Regions from separate parts of the Homo sapiens genome. Here region 2 is linked to region 1. The links are chromatin contacts, found by Hi-C or POLR2A ChIA-PET in ENCODE. All regions are on one chromosome and are shown on one strand. Each heading gives the region's core, a stretch centred on a gene start or an enhancer-like site at or near the end of the contact. The rest is flanking DNA. Distances are from core to core; before and after follow the strand shown. Region 1 overlaps SH3KBP1 (SH3 domain containing kinase binding protein 1). Region 2 overlaps SH3KBP1 (SH3 domain containing kinase binding protein 1).

Region 1 (6,969 bases), core at 913-3,412:
GCCCCTTCTTTTTGTCATTCTCTAACACTGCTGTGCTCACTTACCCTTCTGCACCAATCAAAATCTTTAGTAACTTTCTTTTTCTTTATTGTAAAATCCAGATAGATGATCCTAGCACTCCTTCACCCGTCCTGACCTCAGTCTGTCTTGGTGGCCTTGGTCCATGTGGCTGTTCTGCAGGTACCCCCCGTATATCCCCCTCCTGCTTATGTGTCCTCACTAACTTGACTCAGACCATGTTCCTGATGCCCGAGATGCCCTCTGCCTACCCACATTGCTATTTTTTGTTTGTTTTGCTTTATTTTGTTTTTGAGACAGGGTCTCACTCTGTCGCCCAGGCTGGAGTGCAATCGTGTGATCTCGGCTCACTGCAACTTCCACCTCCCAGGTTCGTGCGATTCTCCCACCTCAGCCTCCTGAGTAGCTGGGATTACAGGTGTGTGCCTGTACAGTAAATCATGCCTGGCTAATTTTTGTATTTCTAGTAGAGACGGGGTTTTACCATGTTGCTCAGGCTGGTCTTGAACTCCTGACCTCAAGTGATCCACGCGCCTCAGCCTCCCAAAGTGCTGTGATTACAGGCGTGAGCCACTGCAGCCGGCCTAGCCACTGCACCCGGCTTCCAGTTTGCTGGGTTTTTTTGGATAGCTAATCACACAGCCAGTCTTAACTCATGCTGCTTGGGCCCATTTTAGAGCTTGCTGCTTAAGAAAATCCTTTGTGCTCTATCATTTTGCTTTTATTATTTTTTTATACAACCTGCTGGGAAATCAAATCTCTTGCTATCCTGTGCTTGTGCAGATTTTTACTTTTATTTCCATAAAATGCCTGCCAGCCTTAACCTAGCATTCCAGTTTGCCGGAAGCGGTGTGTTCAGATGACAAGTGCCATGTAGGCTACCAGCTCCCAGAACCAGGGTTTGAATCCCAGCTCCACTGTTCCTGGCTGTGTCTTTTCGGGCATGTTGCTTACCCCCTCTGAGTCTGAGTTTCCTCAGCCATAAAGCAAGGGCCATAAAGCTGACCTCACAGGGCTGCTGCGAGGATTTACTCTGGCAGGGAGGAGTCTGTCAGTGGCACCCATAATTCTAGGAATTGTCACCCAACCCTGGCTGCTCTTTCTTGGGCCCTGGAAGTGGGAATGGAAGGGCTGTTGTGTCTGAGCCCAGTTTGCTGCTGAGGCTGGAATGCCATGACGTTAAGTAGGTTAAAATGGTGAAAAATCCACCTAAAATAGTTAAGTGTTCACAGTGGAGGAGATTTTAGCAAGAATTTGGAAAGAAAACATGCCATAAATATTTTGCTTGCTGAAAGTGGGAAGAATGGAGTCGGAGCCTGTAAAACCCTGCTGACATTATAGAAGATTGTTACTCTTCCTCTAAGTTAGGAATCGCCCAGAAGTTCATTGAGATGATTGTATACTATTGCTATTATAAAATGAATGGTTTCACCATGATCTGTTTAATATGCATTCTGATACGCATATTTATTGGATGTAGGAGTTGAGGTGAAAGACCTGAACTGCTGTTCTCTAAATTCTGTGTTCGCCGTAGAGGTTCCTGATAGACCCCGAATTCCTCTGACATTTACTTTGGTATCATTGAAGGTGGTTTCCCTTTGCCCTGCTTTTCTGTGCTGTAGCAGGAGTCACAGAGCAGGCTTTGCCCTCATTTTTAGCCCCAGATTGTCAGTTCATGTGGCTTTCTAGAAAATGAGTCAGACACCTTTAGTGGGTGTGTATAAGCCCTCTGCAGTTCCTGAAATAATGTGCAAAGACCCAAACTATTTCTGTATGTCCCTGGAAGCCAGGAGGAAATGTGGCAACCTGAATGGTTTGTTTTCTAGTTTATTTATAAAGAATTCTTGTGAATTTAGGAACATTTCCACTCGTGCAGAACACACCTGTGTTTAGCTTTTATTTCCAGTCACTCAAAAATAACTCCCGTGTCTGTGTTCCTGCCACCCCCATCCCTGCCTTCCTGATTTGTGCTCAGAGTGTGTTTGAAAAGGTTCCGAAGCTTCTGGGTCTCATCCCAACTGGAGAAGCTTCCTGGAGAAGGGCTGAGGGCAGCTTGGCAGGAGCTATGCCAGGGCTCAGCTGCAAGGGTGAGATGGCCATTGGAAGGTGTCCCACGCTGTGGCCGCTGCCGCTTGGGGCAGAATGAGCCCAGCTGTGGAGAGTGGCCATGTTCCCACTCTTGGCCAACAGCCTCCTGGCCTCAGAGCAACAGCCATTCCTCACAGCTCCCACTAACCTAGGAGGAAAGGCTTCCTCTGTGACCCTATTGTAAACAAGGACCTTTAGGTGTTTCTTATCAAACAGGCTTCCTTGGGTAGTTGTGTCTTTGACCCTTAAGCATACCCAACCTCCCTGTCTTCATTGTTTTAAGCCTATTTGATGACATCAAGATGAACGCTTAGAAAGCTAACGTTATTGGTCAAAATCGTGGAGTCGTAGAGATGGAGGGAAGGGAACGGAAGCAATATTAGCTAGCATTAATGTTCATGGAAGGAAACTGATAGACACACCCTAGAGAAAGAGGGGACCCAGGCCGGGCTCAGTGGCTCCCGTCTCTAATCCTAGCAGTTTGAGTGGCTGAGACGGGAGGATCACTTGAGCCTGGGAGTTTGAGACCAGCCTGAACAACATGGTGAAACCCCATCTTCACCAAAAAATACAAAAATTAGCCAGGTGTGGTGTTGTGTTCCTATAGTTCCAGCTACTTGGGAGGCTGAGGCGGGAGGGTTGCCTGAGCCCAGGAGGTTGAGGCTGCAGTGAGCCATAATTGTGCCACTGCACTCAGGCCTAGGGGACAGAGTGAGACCCTGTCCCCCAAACCACAAAAAAGAGGGGACCCAGAATATTAGCTAAAGACGGTTAGTGGCATCCCCAACACAGTAGTACAGTCATCTTTCCTTGGACCATGAGGATTATCCACTGAAGATTATTGACAACAATTTTAATTTGCACCCTGTCCTCTTCCCCTCACAATGTTCGTTCACTCATTCATTCATTCATTCATTCATTCATTCATACATCGAAGAATATTTATGGTGTGCCAGGAGCTGTGCAAAATGCTGGAATACAATGGTAAGCCAAAAATTCAAACCAGGAATTTTGCTTCTTTGTAGGGACCCCAAGTATTTGGAGCTAGACATGCTGTGAGGGCACAGTTAGAACCGCTCCTTTTCATCTCTACCTCAATATGTTTTCCTCCCTCCTGTCCCAGACAACAGTTGAACATTTAATTAACTTAATGATAGCTAGATCTTTCTCCAGGACCACAGCTTCCCAGCACAGGATTCTGAACCACTGGCAGCAAGAGCCCGGGACCATCATCACCATTCCCCTTTCCTCAGGAGTCTCCCCGGAGCTCAGCATTTCCCCTCATCTTCACAGCAACCCCGGGAATTAGGTGGGACCATGCGTGTTCTCTGCAGATTACAAAGGAGGAGCAGAGGCCCAGAGTGCTGAAGCAGCTTTCCCGAGGGACTCCCAGCAAGTCAGTGGCAGAGCCAGGTCAGAGGCATCTGCTGACCCTGGGCCAAGTGCTCTTGGAACTTGGGGGCTGGGCAAGGTGGTAACTGCGGGTGGAGTTCGTGTTTCCTGTGGGGCTGAGTCACTTCCAGAGGTGACTCTTGTCTACTCATTGAGAGTCCTCATTGTTACTGGATATCCAGGGCAAGTGTCTGTGGAGTTTCCTTTGTAAGGTAATGACATTATCATTGTTACTTAGCAGAAAAACAGTATTACCATGCCATCACCCCATCCTTTGTTGCTGATGCTCGCGTTTTGAAATCTATGTTTCCGATCTGTTAGGGTCAGGACATCACTGTGGTGGTTTCTGGATCATCCATGACTGTAGGAGTCCACTGCCACCTCTAAAAGAGTGAAATGATGGTCCATGCAGAGGGAATGATGAGTTCAGCTCAGGGTTGACATTGGTTCTTTTTGTGCCTGAGGCCTGCCTCCCCAACTGCTTTCTTCCAGTTTCTTCCCATGCCCAGAGTATTTTGCCTTCCTCTTTTCTTCCTAGCCTGGTTGCCACTTAGCTTTCCACTCGCTGTCGGGGGGCAAAAAAAAATGCAGGCGGGAGTCCTGAGGCCCTTCCTAAGACATTCTGTGATCAACTCTGTTATTTTTTTTGTTCTAATGTTTATTTCCCCTTCCTGCCTCCCTCCCATTAATTCATTAATGAACTAAAACATGTATTCATGAGAAAAATGTTTTCAGACTTCCTTGCTTCCCACCCCACAGGAAAATAAGGTTGCCTTCACAAAGAGAAGCAGCCTCAGGAATCTCAAGCAAGATCCTTAGCTTGGCAGGAAGAAAGCCGATCAGCTAAATCGATTGCTGGCCCTGACCCTTTCTCTCTGAACTGCTGAAGCTTTTAGCAGAGCTCAAATGGTAGGATTAAATGTGGTTCCAAGGGTGAGGAGTAAATTAGCACGTGTCACCCTGAAGATGATGACATGCTGACAGACCCATTAGACAGACATGTTTTATGAGTGAATGAAGAAGTTAAGCATAGGTCTGGGATCATCTGGGTTTACAGACATTTGGAAAATGTCAGTGTTGAGCAAATGAGTCATTGATGTCATAGAATGTATTTCTTGCAGCATGGCCTATCTTGTTAGACTGCTTATGTCCTTATTCTAGACAAAAGTCACAATATATCTCCTCCTCAGAGCATTTAAAACCCAAAGGAGTATAATTTGTTGCTGTTTTGTCTTCCTTTTATAAGTAGCCAGGACACTGGGACCAGTGAGAAGAATCATTACCATCACACAGACATAGTTTTAAATTACATGAGGATGGTAAACATAGGGCTTGGGGTGGGAGAAAATATCGTTTTAGTTCACCAGTAGACAGTTGTTGAAAGGCCACCCCAACATTTTGATGGTCGTTATTATAGATTTTTCCTTTGTATCATGGACAGATGAGCTTGCAGCTGATGTAAATTCCCAGGTGCATATGCCTACACAAATTATATAAAACTGTCTAAAGAGATCCTGTGTTTGTTCAACCTAATTGTCATATCTCTGCAGAATGTTGTGCTAAAGTGGCAGGACATCAGTAATCCCCCATCTTGGAATACTTTTTTTTCCCCTCTGCAACACACAGAAAAAAAAAATCTGTAGGTATCTTAAGGAATTAGAGAAACTCCCCTTTTTTTTCTGTTTCTATCTCCACCCTTTCTATTTGTATTACTCTGTTAGGGGTGTTCTGAGGCTTAAATGACATGTTGTATTCAAAAGTGCTTTGGAAACATAAAGGTTAAATCACAGGGCTGGGTGTAGTGGCTCACACCTGTAATCCCAACACTTTGGGGAGGCTGAGGTAGAAGGATTGCTTGAGCCAAGGAGTTTGAGACCAGCTTGGGCAACATAGCGAGAGACTCTGTCTTTACACACACAATATTTTCTTTAAAGGTTAAATCATAGTTATTGCTATGATAAGTTATTAGAAGAAGATGAAAAGACAAATGCCTGGTAACTGAATGTTCTTTCCTGGTATATTGAACTGTCCTGAAATTAAGGTCAGTACTTCCCCTGAAGTTCCTTTTCATTATTTATTTTAGCTTTTCTTAGGATGAAAGTAATGTATTACAGTTGTGTAACCTGTCTTGTTCAGTATCTCAGAGTGCTTTGCATTCATATTTGCATTTTATTAAAATACACGGTTTCTGAGATGAAAGTGGCATGGGATATACTTTTTTGTTTGTTTGTTTTTTGAGATGGAGTCTCGCTCTGTCACCCAGGCTGGAGTGCAATGGCGTGATCTTGGCTCACTGCAACCTCCGCCTGCCGGGTTCAAGTGATTCTCCCGCCTCAGCCTCCGAGTAGCTGGGATTACAGGCAACTGCCATCATGCCTGGCTAATTTTTGTATTTTTGTAGAGACGGGGTTTCACCATGTTGGCCAGGCTGGTCTTGAACTCCTGACCTCGGGTGATCCGCCCGCCTGGGCCTCCCAAAGTGCTGGGATTACAGGCATCAGCCACCACGCCTGGCGGGGATACACTTTTAAGTCATACTTTAAAATTGTATAAATAACACTTACTCTTGGAAAAAAAATGAGAAAAACAGACAAATAAATACAAAGAAAAATCAAAATTACCGGTGACCTTACCACCTTCACATACCTCTTAATATTTTCGCAATTATTCTTTCAGACTTTTTCCATATGTGCACATAATTACAGTTTAAAATAAAAATAGGATCATATTACATACACTATTTTATAATAACCCTCTTTGTCCAAAATACATCATGATTATCCTTGGCAGCATGGGTAAATGATTCCTTAGCATCCTGAATCCTAATGTATGGAGAGAGTACCAAAATCCTCTTTTTTTTTTTTTTTTTTTTTTTTTGAGTCAGAGTGTCACTCTTTTGCCCAGGCTTGAGTGCAGTGGCATGATCTCGGCTCACTGCCACCTCTGCCTCCTGGGTTCAAGCGATTCTCGTGCCTCAGCCTACTGATGAGCTGGGACTACAGGCCTGTGCCACCACACCCAGCTAATTTTTGTATTTTTAGTAGAGATGGGGTTTCGCCATGTTGGCCAGGCTGGTCTTGAACTCCTGACCTCAAGTGATCCGCCTGCCTTGGCCTCCCAAAGTGCTGGGATTACAGGCGTGAGCCACTCGGCCTGGCCCTCGACAATCCTCTTTTATGCTTAGCTTGTTTCCAGTTTTTCTTTGTGTTAGACCATGTTGCACATAGTCGTCACCCTGTTCAACAGTCTTTGTGTGCATTTCTGCCACTTCCTTCTAGCTGTGATACCTTGGCAGGTTACTCATCTCTGTGTGCATCAGTTTTCACATCTGTGAAATGAGAGTAATAATAGTACCTACATCCTGGTGTTGTGAAGATTAAATGAGATGAAGTAGGTAAAGCATTTAGAAAGCCTGGGTCCTAATAGCTGCTACATAAATGTTAGCAGTTACTATTTCCTGATGATAAATTG
Region 2 (6,783 bases), core at 736-3,235, 240 kb before region 1:
CATTGCATGCACATAGTAGGTAGACAAATCAAACCCTCCTTTCCTAATACCCTCTGGCCCTCCAGCTTGCTGTGGACTGGACGTTTGCATCCCCCTCCTATTCATTCCTGTGTTGCAGCCCTAATCCCTCATGTTGTGTTATTTGGAGATGGGGTCTTTGGGAAGTCATTACAGGTCCCTACTCCTTTAGGCAGCTCGATTTAGAAGTCTTTTTCTTTTTTCTTTCATCAATTTTTTTTTCTTTCATCAGTCACTTTCTTCTGATAATGGGGGAGGTTAAGTCGCTAATTTGTCAAATTTATGTGCACTCATTTTTGTATATAAGATAGGACAAACTTTCTGTGGTGATAACTTAGGAGTCTGCAGGGGCCAGCAAGACTCATTTGTCCTTTCCTGGATCCAGCAGCACCATCCTCGGCCCCTTTTCATTGCCTCCCTGGGCTTCACTAAGACTGTGCTTGGACCCTTCCTTCCTTCCCTCCATGTTGTCCTAGGCCCTGTCTTGAGAAATCTTGGCTCTTAGCCTGGAGCTGACAAATTCTTGCTTAGGAGGTGGAAGAGAATCGCATGTCTGACTAAAATAATTCATACACACTGCAGTTGCAATTTCACTTTCCTGGGGTTTATAAACAGGAAGACACCACCAATTGGGGATGAGTTATTTATTTTTGAGGGGGGTTCGTGAGACATCTTATTTATCTTTGTTTTACTTGGTCTGCTGGAAAATGCAAGGAAATCCGATTTGTTGTAGCCAGACATAATTCCCTCTTCCCTTTCCTCCCTCCCCACCCCTAACTTGGCTGCTTCCTGAAGCACAGGAGAAGGGTCACCACTTGAGGAGAAGGCACATGCTGGTTCAGGAAGCCCCAGTGGGTTCCTGCAAGGACTCCAAAAATTATGCTCTGTGAGCACTAGTTTCCCTGGCGCCCAGGCCAAGACCACAGCCTTCTCAGGTCTTCTTGTCTATGCCGGTATCACTATGCCTGGCACAGTGTCTCACCAACAGGCAGCGAAAGAAAAATTTTGTTGAAAGAGTGAAAACAACATGTGACTTTAAAGCCAGAGCCTCATTTTCCCCAACCAGTTCAGAAATTTAATGGGATCGCATATTGACTTCTGCTCGAGTGCATGTTGGCTATGGTTGAGGCGACCGAGAAAGCCAGCACTACTCAGTTTTCCCTGCTCTTGGCCTTGTCGTGTTGTAAGGTCTGTTTACGTTTGGATAGTATTTCTCTCAAGAGGCCTAAAATATAGGTAAAATCATCAGTGACGCCATCCATGGGAGAATTTTGGCAACACAACAGCATTTGTGCCTAGACCACTTCTGCTGTATGTATGAGAATCTTCCTGTGGCCTTTGATTAGCCGTTAACAGAAATTTCTTTTTTTTCTTTTCTTTTTTTTTTTTTAAAGAGACAGGGTCTCGCTCTGTTGCGCAGGCTAGAGTGCAGTGGTGTGATCATGGCTCATTGTACCCTCAAACTCCTGGGCTCAAGCGATCTTCCTGCCTCAGCCTCCCGAGTAGCTGGGACCACAGGTGTGCACCACCATACCTGCCTAATATTTTAATTTTTTTGTAGGGATGGAGGTCTCGTTATGTTGCCCAGGCTGGTCTCAAACTCCTGGCATCTCGGCCTCCCAAAGTGCTGCAATTACAGGCATGAGCCACCGCATCCAGCCCTCAGAAGTTTCTTTTGCATTGAACTTGCCAAGAAAAGACCCATTTATATGATCAGCCCCTTGTAAAGCGCGTGCCCTGTCTTCAGGGTAGCTGAGGGGCTAGCTTGTTTTACTGTCCCCTCCAAAGTTTCCCTGCCATGGTTCTACCATAGAAGAAATCTTCTCCTTTATCTTCCTTAGTTGTGGTCAGCTTTCAGGCTTGCCACACTTCCTCCTGGGTGAGTAAAGAGGCACATTTGGGTGCCCTGGGTTGGGCACAGTAGATTTGAGGTAAGGGAGCCAGAGTGCTCATTTCTGCAGCAGGGCTCTCATCCTGCATTTTAGGGAAGTGTCTCTGGCCCCCTGCAATGCGGGATGTTTTTCTTCTTTTTTCCTCTTGCTTTATGTTAGCTTGAACCAGTCCCTGGTGTTTTGCTTCAGGATTCTTTTCTTCCTCCCTAGGGAGTAATTGCTTAGAAAATGCCCTCCTGTCAAAAACACAAAGTCTTCAATGTCATAAATTGGTAGTGGAAACTCCTCCGTCATCTGGCTTAATATTTGAACTGTTGCTAATGGCTAAGAGATTGCAGCATGAAGGTGGGTCCCTTTGGAAGCCTGTTGGGTCAACTGGGGTGTTGGCTGTCTCCTTTGGTCAGTGTGTGTACAGTCATTTGGGGACCAGCCCATTCATCGCAGGCACTTCAATCTTTTAATGCTCTCACTCTTTGAAGAATTATAGGAGCCATATGCTGCTTCCCAGGTAACCGAGACTTGCTAAAAATAGAGCTTAAATGGCCCCACTGTTCTGGCATTGGAAATCGTTGCTTTTTATTTTTAGGCCAGCTTGTGTGATCCGTAGCTACTTTCAAGCTTGGGCAATAAGAATCACTGAGCAAGACCTTTGTCAGTTGAACACTGTTAAGGTTTGAACCTCCACTCCCAGCTAGTTGGAAGGAGAATCCAAATCTATTGAAATAGGGAGTGCTGACCTTCACATGGCTCCCCTCCTCCACCTCCACCCTCTATTAAGCAGGATTCTGTTTCACTGTGGGTTTAGGGTACTTACCACAAGAAAAATACGTTGCAAAGAATGAATTCTGGCTGTGAGTTTATGGCACCAGCCAAACAACCAGAAGAACAGACTGGCATAAAACAGCTTTGAGGCCATTAAAGAACACCACCAAGGCCGAGACCCATGCACTGTGGGTTTTGGGTGGTCTGAAATGGAAATTGTCATCACCATACTTAGGTGCAGATTAATGCATTAAATGATAAATAAGAATAGGCCTAACTTCCATTGCTCATTTCATAAGTAATAGTCTCATTTTACTATCCCCATTCTTGCCCACCTTCAGTTACAGAAATAACTCTGAGTGGGTTTGCTTTTTAAAGATCTGTGTCAAGCAGATATCTCACAAAAATGGCACAGGCAAAGTGTTCTATTTAGAAGTTGCCCTGTGACACAAAACCACAGTGTGTTTTCAGTCCTTGGGCACTGGTTTCTTTGGACATAAGTGCTAGGGGCATGGTGCCGGCCTTCCGGGGGAAGTGACTTGAAAGTGCTGTGGGCTCCGCATAGAGAGTTTTACTTCATTAACAGTCGCTTATCCGTCAGGTCCAAAAGACGCAGCGGTGGTACTGGTAACCAGGTATATTCGTTTCCTATTGTTGCCCTAACAAATTACCATAAAATGAGTGGCTTAAAACAACACAGATTTTACTGTCTTACAGTTCTGTGGTCAGAAGTTTGATGTGGGTCTCACTGGGCTAAAATCAAAGTGCTGACTGGGCTGCATTCCTTTTTGGAAACTCTAAGGAAAATCCCGTTCCCTTCCATTTCCCATCTTCTAGAGGCAGCCCGTATTCCTTGGCTCATGACCCCTTCCTCCATCTTCAAAGCCACCAACAGTGACCCAGGTCCTTTTCAGGTTGTGTCACTTGATCTTCTCTCCTGTGCCCCCGCTCTCTTTTTAAGAACCCTTGTGGGTACATTGGGTCCACCTGGATAATCCAGGCGACTCTTCCTTTTGTAAGGCCAGCTGATGAGCAACCTTAATTCCATCTGCAACTTTCATTCCCTTTTGCTTGGGATTGGGATGTGGAAATCTTTGCAGGGGGTGGGGGGGTGTTGTTCTGCCAATCCACACCAGGGACTTTGTTTTCCTAAATCTCCATGTCGGGTAGGGCCAAAGGGGCAATCATTTTGGTGGCAGCCTACGTGGAAGATGGCTTCTATATTTGCAGAGTTTCAGGAAGTTGAGAGGGTTTCTCTTAGACCACTAGACTGTGAAGTTTGTCAGATACCTTGTTTCTCTGTAGGGTGGTCCTGGAGTTTTGATGATCCCAGCTGAGACTCTTACCAGGGGCTGCTAGAGCCTGGGGATGGATGGCTGTGAAGGGGAGCAGGGAGTTAGGATGACTGGTAGCAGCTGGGCTGGCCAGCGAGCGAGGAATGAGGAAGCAGGGGGATGAGGACAGGAAATGATAGACGAGTCTGCCCCTTGGGAGAGAGAAAATAGAAGATGGGGTTGATTACATCTGGCCCCAAAGAAAATAAAAGCATGGGCTTTTTTGTTTGTAGGCTTTGTGATTGATTCTACTGTTGAGTCAACTTAGACGCTGGGCTAAACAAATTTATTTGCTTACTTTTTGGACATCCAGTGCACTCTTGCCACTAAAAGCCTCAGGGGTTCATTGTGGCCACTTGGTGTCCCGAGGGAGGTTGGGGGGTGTTGGGTGTCACTGTCCAAACAACTCTCTCTGGAGAGAGCAGCAGCCCAGCTGGGGACCCCGTCCCAGGAGGGCTCTGCTCTGGAGAATGTAAACCGGTCTGGTACAGGCTCACAGAGCCTTAAATGTGTTCTCAAGAATTCTAACAAATAATCTGTTGTGAACTTAAACTGGTTTGGACTTTGAAGAACTGACAAGTTCTTTTGAGAAATAGTACGTGGGAGCTTTGTGCATCCTTTCCCACGGTCCCATGACTGGGAGGTATGTTACAGTGAAAGCAAGTCTCAGACACGTTTTGGCCACTCATTCAGACACTTGTTAGTAAGCAGGCATGAAGAGAGCCCTGCTTTAGCTGGGCGTGGTGGCACATACCTATAGTCCCTGTTACTTGGGAGGCTGAGGTGGAAGGATTACTTGAGCTCAGGAGTTCAAGGCTGTAGTGAGCTATGATCCTGTCACTGTACTCCAGCCTGGGCAACAGAGCAAGACCCTGTCTCTTTAAAAAAAAAAGAGAGCACACTGCAGTCTGTTTTGTAAGCTCAGCAAAGCTTGAGCCCTCTGGCCGGGCCCCTTTTGGGAAAGAGACATTCAAGGCAGATGCCACTGTATTCCAGTGCCGGGATTCAGCTAACCCCCAGGGAGGGGACAGGGTCCTCCTTTAGTGGTTGACAATGGCCCCTGACAGTCCTGGGCCTCTTCTCTGAAGGGGGCAGACTGCTGTTATTTCTAGATTCTTTTGTGCGGTTCTTCTGAGGATGGAGATGGTGGCACAATATTTTCACCCAATTCCTAGAGCAGAGGGCCACTGCTTGTTTTCATCATGCTAATTAACCAACTCTGGTGCAAATGGACTCTGATTAGTCTTTCAAATGCTGATCCACCATCCCTGGAGTGCTTGTTTTTCATTTGGATACTTCAATTGTGAGCTGACCTCTTTTAGGATAAGGATCAAAGCCAAGTAATACAGAGCTATATGAGGAGACTTCAACAAGTTCATGGAAAATGGGTATTATGAAAAAACTATTCATGGATTTAAATTTTTTTTTTTTTGCACCAAAATAAACTCACACTAACTTGGCTGTAACATGTCTGAATAGTATCTAGTTTGAGGCACTAAGAAAGATAAGACACCAGTTTGGAAAGAGCCCCTATCAGAGCAACATGAATTCTGCTAAAATTGAAGCAAGAACAAACACCAAACTTATAGTGAAGCTTGAGTGGAAGAATGGTGAAATAACTGATGCTTTACACAAAATTTATGGGGACAATATTCCAAAGAAATTAGCAGTTTACAAATAGATAGCTCATTTTAAGAAAGGACAAAACAATGTTGAAGATAAGGTCTGCAGCGGCAGACTATCCATATCAATTTTCGAGGAAAAAATTTATCTTGTTTATGCCCTAATAGAAGAGGACTGACAATTAACAACAGAAACAATAGCCAACACCACAGACATCTCAATTGGTTCAGCTCACACAATTCTGACTGAAAAATTAAAACCGAGCAAATTCAATGGGTGGCAAAACCATTGCTCCCAGATCAGGTGCAAACAAGAGCGGAGCTTCCAGTGGAAATTCTAAACAGGTGAGATCAAGATCATGAAGAATTTATTGGAAGAACTGTAACAGGAGATGAAACACGGCTTTCCCAGTGCCATCCTGAAGACAAAGCACAATCAGAGCAGTGGCTACCAAGAGGCGGAAGTGGTCCAGTCAAAGCAAAAGCGGTCAAGAGCAAAGGTCAGGGCAACAGTTTTTGGGGATGCTCCAGGCATGTTGCTTGTTGACTTCTTGGAGGGCCAAAGAACAATAAAATCTGTTTATTATGACAGTGTTTTGAGAAAGTCAGAGCATGAGCAGAAGAACATCCAGGAACAGTTCACCAGAGAGTTCTTCACCATGACAATGCTCCTGCTCATTCTCATTCCTCGTATCAAACAAGGGCAATCTTGTGAGAATTTTGAGGGGAAATCATTAGGCATCCACTTCACAGTCTGTATTTGGCTCTGACTCCTTTTTTGTCCTAATCTTTAAAAAAAATCTGTAAAGATCACCTATTTTCCTTCAGTTAATAATGTGAAAAAGACTGCATTGACATGGTTAAATTCCCAAGACCCTCAGTTCTTTAGGGATGAACTAAGTGGCTGGTGTCATCACTTGCAAAAGTGCCTTAACCTTGATGGAGATTATGTTGAGAAATAAAATTTATAATTTTATCTTTTAATTCTATTTTCCATGAACTTTTTGAAGTCCTCATATAGTACACTGTTTCTTTTTTAGTGTGGATTGCTATTTTTTTTATTATTTATTTTTATTTATTTTTTATTTATTTTTTTGAGACAGAGTCTTGCTCTGTCGCCCAGGCTGGAGTGCAGTGGCGGGATCTCGGCTCACT

The links. A loop is a pair of places that touch in the nucleus more often than their neighbours do. ChIA-PET counts read pairs that join two places held with the same protein, here RNA polymerase II (POLR2A). Pooled maps may share reads with other maps.
Region 2: a loop to region 1 is called in a pooled map, with 4 times the contacts of the local background. The contact joins two enhancer-like sites. A Hi-C loop is called at or near these places in 4 of 37 single-sample maps with no recorded cell type and 2 of 50 pooled maps. POLR2A ChIA-PET finds 5 or more read pairs at or near these places in 1 of 52 experiments (GM12878).

The regions. Positions count from the first base shown.
Region 1 is chrX:19,622,449-19,629,417 of GRCh38, reverse strand. The region is part of intron 8 of SH3KBP1 (SH3 domain containing kinase binding protein 1); the gene reads left to right. Among named protein-coding and RNA genes, the nearest start is that of MAP3K15, 110 kb to the right of the region's middle. RefSeq lists an enhancer at 3,063-4,262. Within about 2 kb of position 2,162, at least 5 of the 41 ENCODE cell types and tissues checked have a DNase peak (open chromatin) inside an H3K27ac peak, as active enhancers do.
Region 2 is chrX:19,861,318-19,868,100 of GRCh38, reverse strand. The region is part of intron 1 of SH3KBP1 (SH3 domain containing kinase binding protein 1); the gene reads left to right. Among named protein-coding and RNA genes, the nearest start is that of SH3KBP1, 23 kb to the left of the region's middle. RefSeq lists enhancers at 3,975-4,024, 4,395-4,694, 4,939-5,545. Within about 2 kb of position 1,985, at least 6 of the 41 ENCODE cell types and tissues checked have a DNase peak (open chromatin) inside an H3K27ac peak, as active enhancers do.